Linked DNA regions of Homo sapiens: region 2 is linked to region 1. Evidence: chromatin loops called from intact Hi-C (ENCODE). Cell type or tissue: CD14-positive monocyte. All regions are shown on one strand. Links, peaks and the distances in the headings refer to the core of each region. The heading gives the core; the rest is flanking DNA. Region 1 overlaps TRIM37 (tripartite motif containing 37). Region 2 overlaps PPM1E (protein phosphatase, Mg2+/Mn2+ dependent 1E).

The links. Peaks named below come from ENCODE experiments on the same cell type or tissue, not always from the same donor. Only the 100,000 strongest peaks of a DNase experiment are listed, where the experiment ranks them.
Region 2: a loop joins it to region 1, with 2.2 times the contacts of the local background. A loop is called at or near these places in 4 of 110 quality-filtered maps.

What each region holds. Positions count from the first base shown.
Region 1 is chr17:58,994,614-58,999,999 of GRCh38, forward strand. It overlaps TRIM37 (tripartite motif containing 37), which reads right to left. Exons shown (of 24, transcript NM_015294.6): 24 at 3,589-4,846. The coding sequence ends at 4,764. Among named protein-coding and RNA genes, the nearest start is that of TRIM37, 110 kb to the right of the region's middle. In CD14-positive monocyte, for the core only: no CTCF peak of the experiment used is centred there; a DNase peak (open chromatin) is centred at 2,618; H3K4me3 peaks cover 1,978 bases; H3K27ac peaks cover 4,631 bases.
Region 2 is chr17:58,941,839-58,947,224 of GRCh38, forward strand. All of the region lies in intron 1 of PPM1E (protein phosphatase, Mg2+/Mn2+ dependent 1E), which reads left to right. Among named protein-coding and RNA genes, the nearest start is that of TRIM37, 160 kb to the right of the region's middle. In CD14-positive monocyte, for the core only: no CTCF peak of the experiment used is centred there; a DNase peak (open chromatin) is centred at 3,273; H3K4me3 peaks cover 367 bases; H3K27ac peaks cover 1,289 bases.

The DNA.
Region 1 (5,386 bases), core at 51-5,050:
ACAGGTTATATGCAAACACTATACCGTTTTATATAGGGGACTTGAGCATCTGTGGACTTTGGTATCCACAGGGAGTCTTGGAACCAATCCCTCACAGATGCTAAGGAACAGCTGTCTATATACATTTTCTTTCTTTCTTTTTTTTTTTTTTTGAGACAGAGTTTCGCTCTTGTTGCCCAGGCTGGAGTGCAAATGGCACGATCTCGGCTCACTGCAACCTCCGCCTCACGGGTTTAAGCGATTCTCCTGCCTCAGCCTCCTGAGTAGCTGGGATTACAGGCATGCGCCATCACAGCCAGCTAATTTTGTATTTTTAGTACAGATGGGGTTTCTCCATGTTGGTCAGGTTGGTCTCGAACTCCCGACCTCAGGTGATCCACCTGCCTCAGCCTCCCAAAGTACTGGGATTACAGGCATGAGCCACTGTGCCCGGCCATACATTTTCTTTTTTTTGAGACAGTGTCTCACTCTGTCACGCAGGCTGAAGTGCAGTAGCACGATTTTGGCTCACTGCAACCTCTACCTCCCAAGCTCAAGTGATCCTCCCACCTCAGCCTCCCAAGTAGCCGGGACCACAGGTGTGCACCACCACACCCAGCCAATTTACATTTTCTATCTATCCATTGAGTGGGACTAGAAGCAGTGACAGTCTAATAATAATAAATATGTGGCATCCAAATCTTTGTTTCTAGATAGCATTCTCCAATAAAAAGAACCATGGTTCCTTAGGAAGTGGTTAATTCCATGGCTGGGGTAGGCATCTTGTGATGTCAGAAAGCAAAGAAATGCTTAAAAAAAAAAAAAAAGAAGAATGAGACATATGAAAAGGGCACAGGAGCCAATCTGGAAGAGTTTCCAATGGCTAAAATTAGAACAAGCCAAGCTACAAAATATTAACAGTATTGAGTCATAACTCAAAAATAAATATCCATCATATATAGATATATAAAGTAGCTGATATAAATAAGTAGCTGAAATTACAAAAATGGGGAAGAAGGGACTTTTCCTCACAGCATTCTAACAAAAAACATAGAAGAAATTAGTGAATTAGAAAAGTACCATTAAAACATTACAGTAATAATTCCCATAGGCAAGATCGACTACTAGGTGCTAAAATTCGTAAGCAAGAGTTTTGGCTGGGCGCAGTGGCACATGCCTCTATCGCAGCACTTTTGGAGGCTGAGACGGGAGGGTCACTTGAACCCAAGAACTCAAGAACTCCATCTCTATAAAAAATACAAAAATTATCCCAGTGTGACTGCGCATGCCTGTAGTCCCAGCTACTTAGGAGGCTGAAGTGGGAGGATCGCTTAAGCCCAGGGGGTTGAGGCTGTATGAGCCAACATCGCACCACTACAGCATGGGTAACAAAGCCAGACCCTGTCTTCCAAAAAAAAATAATAATAATAATTAATAGAAACAAGGTATCTGCATAGTTTCAAAGTATCTGCCCCAAATATTTAGTAATTACAAAGGGGGAAAACGTAAATCTATAGTAGGAAATCCTCACAGACACCATCTTAACCAAGTAATCTCAAGGTTAAGTTCACCAATAAAAAAGTATCAACATCAGGGCTGGGCGGGCACAGTGGCTCATGCTTCTAATCCAGCACTTTGGGAGGCCGAGGCGGGTGGATCACTTGATGTCAGAGTTCGAGACCAGCCTAGCCAACATGGTGAAACCCCATCTCTACTAAAATACAAAAATTAGCCGGGCGTGGTGGTGCATGCCTGTAATCCCAGCTATTTGGGAGGCTGAAGCAGGAGAATGGCTTGAATCAGGGAGGCAGAGGTTGCAGTCAGCTGAGATCATGCCACTGCACTCCAGCCTGGCCGACAGAGTGAGAACCTGTCTCAAAAAAAAAAAAAAAAAAATCAGTATCAGGCCAGCATCGCACCTGCAATCTAGCCTGCAATCAACCTACCACTTTGGGAGGCTGAGGCAGGGGGATCACTTTGAGCTCAGGAGTTGGAGGCCAGCCTGGAGTGAAACCCCATCTCCACAAAAAATAGAAAAATTAGCCAGGTGTGTTGGTGGACACCTACTCAGGAGGCTTAGGTGGGAGGATCACTTGAGCCTGGGAAGCAGAGGCTGCAGTGAGCCAAGCTGGTGCCACTGCATTCTAGCCTGAGCAACAGAGTGAGACTCCATCAAAAAAAAAAAAAAAGTATATATATATGTGTGTGTGTGTGTGTGTGTGTGTGTGTATGTATGTATATATATGTATATTTATATATCAACATCATATCCCCCCTGATGTGATGCACTAAGGGCCTTCCCAATAATGCATAACCTCAATTTAATATAGGAAAGCATCTGTCAAACCCAAATAAGAAGAACATTTAATAAAATAACACATCCTCTTCAAAAATATCAAGGTCATGAAAGCAAGGAAAGGCGGAAGAGCTGTCATATACTGAAGGATCCTGAGGAAACATGGTAACAAAATACAATGTGGGATCCTAGACCGGATCCTAGAACAGAAAAAGAACATTTGTGAAATAACTGGTGCGATCTGAACAAATTCTGTAGTTTGGTAAACAATATTGCAACCAGGATTAACTTCTTAGTTTTGATCACTGTTCTGTGATTATGTAAGGCATTAACAAAAGGAGAAGCTGGGCAGAGGGTATACGGAAACTCTTGCACAATTTTTTCAACTCTTTTGCAAACCTGAAATTATCTCAAAATTAAAAGCTAAAAAAAAAGAATAATCTTTAGGTTTTAAATTATTAGGTATCAGAATGTTGGGTCTGCTGCAAGTGAGATAAAGTGGAAAAGGCACTAGACCAGCAGTTCACCCCATCCCTGCCAGTGGTTTTGAACCTGAAGAGAATCATACAACCTCCCTGAACCTAAGGCTCCATGGCCAAACAGGTTTGATACACAACTCATCTACCTCAAAGGTTACTTAAAGATCAATGACACAAGTAGTTAAAGTTGTCCAGAAAGGACACGTTCACAGACAACACAAGCATTAATGTATCTCTAGCCCTAAGAAAACTCTATTCAGGAGAGATTTTCCAGGAATGAACTTGAGATAAAATACTAAATACAGAAGCAAGGTAACAGCAGACTGTTCTTCAGCAAAAAAGGAAAGGTTACAAAAATAAAAATAAAAAAACATGCTGAGGGCTCTATCAGGGTACAGAAAGAGCAAGAAAGTAGGACAAGCAGAGAGTGGAGCAACTGGTTCTTCTCCTGTGCCTCTTCCTTCCCTCTCTGCTACCTAAAATTTAGCATAGCAGACTACATCAAGGAAGAGGGAAAACAGCGGTGTTCCCGACATCACCAAGGAACTCAGAGCAGCTTTAGTATATAAGGTGGCTTGGAAACGAGGGGGAAACTACTTTCCTGTCCTAAAAGCAAACAGGTCTGAACTAAAAGCTATCATCTCTGAAGAAATCTTTTGGCCTTTCAGGTTTATTCTAATTTTAGAATGACTGGGATCGATGCTAGGCATCACTCCTCGCCATTAGACTAAACACAAACTAATCAAATGTTTGGATCTTCTCTACACTACTAATGAGGCAATGAGTAGAAAAGAAGGGGTTTCTGGTCCCAATTTAATAAACAGCAGAGGCATATTTTCTCAAGTTGATTTTATTAACAAAAAGTGCAAACTATTTTGAACAAAAGTAAACTATGAGTCACAGCATTCAGCAAGACATCAGACACGGAAGAGTGAACAATATTCACTAAGTAAAATACAGCAGATGAGATGTCTCTCACATGTATATTTAATTATTCATGCTTTTTCAATAGTCTCTTAGTCAACTTTCAGTGTAATTTCCACAAATATATAGCAGCTCAAACACAAATGCAGGAGCACAATGGCAAAGTTTGGCAACTGTTTTGGGCTAATTATGAGTATGAAAGAAAACCTTATATCACAGTTTCACGTTCATGTAAGCCACTGTGCAACATGAATGAATCTTTAAATGTGTTGACACTGAAATCAATGTACAACTAATGAAAATAAAGAAGAAAAGGGGGCTTTAAAATATTTGTTGCACTACAGTCGTATAGTAAGAGGCAGAAAAAAATGAAAGAATTTTAAATAATCTTACACGTGTCTACAGGGCCAGGAACGTAATGAATCCATGTTAACTTAATTTCATTTAAAATTACATTTGTAGAAGTCACACAACAGAAAGATACCATGCGGTTGAACAGTGTGCCTGTACTTGAACAAGTGAGAGAAGATACATACTCCAAAAAGGAGATTCAGTCTAGTGTTACTTCAGTTATTCACATAGTGTCTACAGGGCAGAATCTCTTCCAAAGCAATTTTCTGTTCACTAATCTACAGGCACTAATGGAACTGTAATTAAAACCCCAAATATAAAGATGATTATTTAAACACAACTAAGCTCTAGCCAAAGACAGTAGAGCACCAATGCCGGGCGGGTTACTGACGGCATGCAGGGCCTGGAGGTACATTTTCTGGCAGTTAACCAGCCTTCTGCTGTAGTAGACAAACTGCCTTTTGTGAATGTACAAATTTGCTAAATTAATAGAGAACTACATTGTTATTTCCTTACATTACAAAGAACTCTTCCCATACTGTTTTTCCCATGTACTACTGCTGTCTTAGACTAAACTGTGCCACCTTCCAACAGTTTCCAAATTACTATTTCAGGTCGAGATAATGAAGAAATAAGACCAAATCTGATTATCTGACTGATGACAAATTTGAGCACCAACTACAGCAAAATTCAGGGTCAAGGTAGCTTGCAAGTCAGTTCTCTTGATTTGGCAATTACCTTCCACTATTTTCATCTGTATTGAAGCTGAGATCTTCAGGGCCTATTTGTTCACCATCAGGAAAACTGGAATGTGTATCTATGATTAAAAAATAAATAAAAAATTTAAAATTTAAAAGCATATAACAAGGGCAGTATTTTCCTTCCCAAGTCTTTAAATAATCTTACCAAATGTGTTATTTAAGTGATAAAGATGTGCTGGGTTGTGAACAAATCTCTGTCTTCAGAGAATTTGTGATCTGAGTCAGGTATAAGCAAACACAAAGGAAAAATAAAGGAGAAAAAAACAAAATGTGTAATAGACACCCACAATTAAAAGATGACAGGAATTGTCTCATTTTGTCCTCCTGGGGACAATCTGGGGACAGCTTAAAAAGGGAACAAGAAGCAATGGTGTATATTCTCAAGATTCAAGACCTTATAAACATAAAACATATTTCAAAGCCAATTAAACTACGCATTCAAGTATCACTACAAAAACCCACCAGCACTCCAAATAACTTGCACAAAATTTGGATGCTTATTTTAGAAGCAGAGGAAGTTACTAAAGATGCCTTAATACTTACAAATCATCAAATGCTTGGTTCTGTATTGAAAAAGATACCAGAGCACCAGGAAA
Region 2 (5,386 bases), core at 222-5,221, 53 kb before region 1:
TACTAAAAATACAAAAATTAGCTGGGCGTGGTGGCAGGCACCTGTAATCCCAGCTACTCGGGGGAGTGAGGCAGGAGAATCGCTTGAACCTGGGAGGTGGAGGTTGCAGTGAGCCAAGATCGCGCCATTGCACTCCAGCCTGGGGGACAAGACCGAGACTTCGTCTCAAAAAAAAAAAAAAAAAATGCTGGTCATAATTCATACATTAATTTCATTACCCACTAATGGATCATAAACTGCAATTTGAAAAATACTGATGAATAATAGCTGGGTGCAGTGGCTCACACCTGTAATCCCAGTACTTTGGGAGGCTGAGGCGGGAAGATCGCTTGAGAGTAGGAGTTCGAGACTAGCCTGGGCAACATAGTGAGACTATGTCTCTAAAAAACAAAAAACGGGGCATGGGTCATGGTGGCTTGCACCTGTAGTCGTAGCTCCACAGGAGGCTGAGGTGGGAGGATTGCTTGAGCCCAGGAGTTTGAGGCTGCAGTGAGGTATGACTGCATCACTACACTCCAGTCTGGGCAACACAGCAAGGCTCTGTCTCAAAAAAGAAAAAGAAATATTGATGAATAATAAAATAATTTTCTAATTTTTTTTCCTTGAAGACATAGAATGTAAGCATTGCCATTTTATATGTTCCTGAACCACTCACTTATTTGGACTCATCTAGACCTTGTTATCAAAAATTGCATCAGCTCACAAATCTTGTACACAAGCATCCTGCTCTCAGACGACAACATTCTGCCCTAGATTTTGTGCCCAAGTACTCCCACCTACAATTCTTTAATTACATTTAGACCACACTGATTTACAACTCAAGTCTGTTCTTTAAGATTTGTGGGGGTAGGGGGAGGGATAGCATTGGGAGATATACCTAATGCTAGATGACAAGTTAGTGGGTGCAGCGCATCAGCATGGCACATGTATACATATGTAACTAACCTGCACATTGTGCACATGTACCCTAAAACTTAAAGTATAATAATAAAAAAAAAGAAAAAAAAAAGATTTGAGTATCTTAAAAAGATACTCAATTCTGCCTGATGCAGTGGCTCTCTGTAATCCCAGTTACTCAGGAGGTTGAGGTGGGAGGATCCCTTGAGCCCAGGAGTTCAAGGCTGCAGTGAGCTATGATTGTGCCACTGCACTCCAGCCTGGAAAACAGAGTAACACTCTGTCTCTAAAAACAAGTAAAAATTTTTTTTAAAGATAGCAATCTCTAGCCAAAGATGATTGAATAAAATAAAAAGTGAATTAAAAAAAAAAGATAACAAATCTGCAGGGGGCGGAAATTGCAGTGAGCCAAGATCGTGCCACTGTGCTCCAGCCTGGGTGATAGAGTGAGACCCTATCTCAAAAAATAAAAATTCCAAATCTCCATTTCTCTTCTTCGCTTTATAGTACTACCTTGCAAAACCCCAAATCCTTCTTGTCAGAGACATTTCTCTAAAACTTAAATAAAAAACAAAACAACAAAAAAAACACACAAATAAAACAAAAACCAAAAATGAACCTCGAATAAACCGCCAATCTTGTGACACTTGATGAACTAAATGGTTCTTTCTACCTACGCATGTGCCAACATAGATGAAAAAGTCATGCCATCAGAAAAACTGGTTTCATTTAAAAATTATCTCAAACTTCCCACAGTCTCTTAGCACTGTGTGACAGTCCTACTACTCTCTGATATGACGATTTCATATCTGCTCTGACTTCATCCCTCCTCCTTCCTTTCTACCCTCATGACCTAGTTTGTGATTTAACCTAGTGGCTCTCAAAATGTGGTTCCCAGACCCGCAGCATGAGTTCATATTTAACTTGTTAAATATGAAGATTCACAGGCCTCACATCAGGCTTATTGAGTCAGAAACTCTGTGGATGGGGCCCAGCAATCTGTGTGCTAAGAAGCCCTGCAGGTGATTCTGATGCGTGAGAAAGTTTTGAAAATGAATCTTGCCTCATACTTCATTGAGAAGCCCTTCTTTAGAATGTAAGCTCTAAGAGGGCAGGGGTTTTTTCTTTTTTGTTTATATATACCCTGAGCACTAGAACAGTGCCTGGTACATAGTAGGCCTCAATAAATATTTGTTGTCTCAAATCATTAAATGGGAATACCCGTCGTTTCCTACTAACATCTAAAAACATACCTGCATCTGTACTGATTTTCTTCTTTTTCCAACTAAGGAAATGTGCCTCATCCTACAGTCAGATTCTACACCATTCTAAAACAACAACAGACTTTCCCTTTCCCCTATCCCCTATCAGTTACTGCCCCATATCTCTGTTTCCCCTCTGTGCCAAACCTCCCTGCCCCCTACTCAGTAATTAACCCATTCTAGCCTGATTTTCACTTCCACTATTCAGTAGTTCTTGACAAAGTCAGTAGTTTTTTTATTATCTTTATTGAGATATAATTCGCATAATATAAAATTTACCCATTTAAAGTTTACAACTAACTGATCACAACCAGTCATAGGTTTCTTTGTTCCTTCTCTACTCCCACTGCTTCACATGACTTGCCTTTTTAAAAAAGTGTACAATTCAAGGATTTTAATACAGTCACAGTTGTTCAACCGTCACCCTAAGTTCCAGAAAATTTTCATCACCCCAGAAAGAAACCCCCTACCTATTAGCAGTCACTCCTCATTCCCACCACCCCTCCAGCCCTAAGCTACCACTACTCTCTGCTTCTATAAATTTCCTATTCTGGGCTTTTCATATAATTATTATTATAGAATTATAAATTCTACAATAAGTGGTCTTTGTGACTGGCTTCTGTTGCTATCCATAATGTTTTCAAGGTTCATCCACACTGTAGCATGTATAAGTGCTTCATTCTTTTTTATGGCTAATATTCCAGTGTATGAATATATTGCATTTTATTTATCCATCAAGTGATGGACACTTGGTTGTTTTTACTATTTGGCGATTATAAACAATGCTGCTGTGCACATTAATGTATGAGTTTTTTGTGAATATATGTTTTTATTTCTCATGCATGTATACCTAGGAGTGGAATTGCTGGGCTGGCCATATGGTAACTTTATGTTTAAAATGTTAAGGAAGTGCCAAAGCAGCTGTACCACTTTACATCTCCACTAGGAATGTATGAGAGTTCCATTTATCCATATAGTTGCCAACACCTGTTATTACTAATTGTCTTTTTTGTTATAGCTATTTTATTATAGCTATCCTAGTGGATGTGAAATGGTTTCTCATTGTGGTTTTGATTAGCATTTCCCTAATGACTAATGATGTTAAAAGGGGAAGAAAAAAACCTGTTTTTCTGTACAGTCACACACTTCTTTTTTTTTTTTTTTCGAGACTGAGTCTCACTCTGTCATACAGACTGGAGTGCAGTGGCATGATCTCTGCTTACTGCAACCTCCACCTCCTGGGTTCAAGCGATTCTCCTGCCTCAGCCTCCCGAGTAGCTGGGATTACAGGCATGCCACCACACTCAGCTAACTTATGTATTTTTAGTAGAGACGGGGTTTCATCATGTTGGCCAGGCTGGTCTCGAACTCCTGACCTCAGGTGATCGTCCCGCCTTGGCCTCCCAAAGTGTTGGGATTACAGGCGTGAGCCACCTTGCCCAGCCTCACACACTTCTGACACTAAAAGTGTGTGGGGTTTTCCCACCAACCAATTCTCCATTTCTCCCTGGACATCAATTAGGTGTCTTACAATTTAACTCAATTCTGACACTAATTGCCTGGAGTTACAACAGATCCCACAGGATAACGGGCTCAGTCCTGCAAGATGCCCCACCTCAGATGCCAGTTAAAAGTCTGGACCTCCCAAACTTCTGACCAACTGGTTATAAATCAAGGTTTCCTACAACCTTCTCCGAAGTTAAATAATTTGCTATAATGTCTTACAAAATTCAGGGAAACATTCACTTATGTTTACTGGTTTGTGAAAGGATATTATAAAGGATATAAATGAACAGCCAGATAAAGAGAGATATACAGGGTGAGGTCCTGAAGGGGAAGGGTCTCAAACATAATAGGTTCTGTTGGAGGTGGGGTATGCCACCCTTCTAGCACATAGTTATGTTCATCAAACCAGAAGCTCCCAAAATCCCATCTTTTAAGGATTTGCATGGAGGCTTCATCACGTAGGCATGTTCAAATAATTATTAAGTCAATCTCCCATCTCTCTCCCTTCCCTAGAAAATGGGAATAGGGTTGAATATTCCAGGCCTCTTATTATGGGTTGATCTTTCTGATGCCCAGTTGCCATCCTGAAGCTATCCAGTAGCCCACCAAGAACTGCTTCATAAGACCAAAAGGCACTCATAGACTATACAGGAAATTCCAAGGGATTTAGAAGCTCTATGTCAGAAACCAGGTTCAAAGACTAAATATTAGAAGATGCTTCCAGTACCCCGTCACTCAGGAAATAAAAAGGGTTTTAGGGGCTCTGTGTCAGGAACCAAGGCGGAGGACAAATATTTATTTCCAATTATGTCACAGATGTTGCACATCTTTTCATGTGCTTATTGCCCATTTGTATATCTTCTTTGGAAAAAAGCCTTTGGGTTGTCTTTTTATTATTGAAATATAAGGATTCGTTACATATTTGGGATACCAGTCTCATTAGATATATGATTTGCAATTTTTTGTTTTGTTTTGAGACAGGGTCTCTCTGTCTCTCGGGCTGGAATATAACGATGATTATGGCTCACTGCAGCCTTGGACTCTGGGCTTAAAGCGATCTTCCTGCCTCAGCCTCCCAATTAGCTGGGACTACAGGTGTGCCCACCATACCCAGCTATTTTGTTGTTGTTTGTTTTGAGACAGGGTCTTGTTAAGTTGCCCAGGCTGATCTCAAACTCCTGGCCCCAACCTTACCCCCTTGCAAAGTACCAAAATTACAGACATAAGCCACTATGCCTGGCAGATTTGCAAATATTTTCTACCAGTCTATGGGTTGTCTTTTCACTTTACTGATTTGTGATACAAAAGTTTTAAATTTTGATGTAGTCCAATTTAATATTTTTTTTCTTTTCTGCTTGTGCTTTTGGTGTCAGAGCTAAGAAAACCATTGCCTAATCCAAGGTCATGAAGATTTACTCTTTTAGGAGTTTTCTTTTAGGAGTTTTATGAGTTTTAGCTTTACATTTAGGTCTGTGATGCATTTGGCATTAATTTTTGTATATGGTGTAAGGAAGGGGTCCAACTTGATTATTTTGCATGTGGATATCCAATTTTTCCAGCACCATTTGACCATTTTGTTAAACAGAAAGTTATTTTCCTTTTTCCTGTTTTTTTTTTTTTTTTTTTTTTTTTTTTAGACAGTCTTGCTCTGTTGCCCAGGCTTGAGTGTGATCTGCCCACCTCGGTCTCCCAAAGTGTTGGGATTACAAGTGTGAGCCACA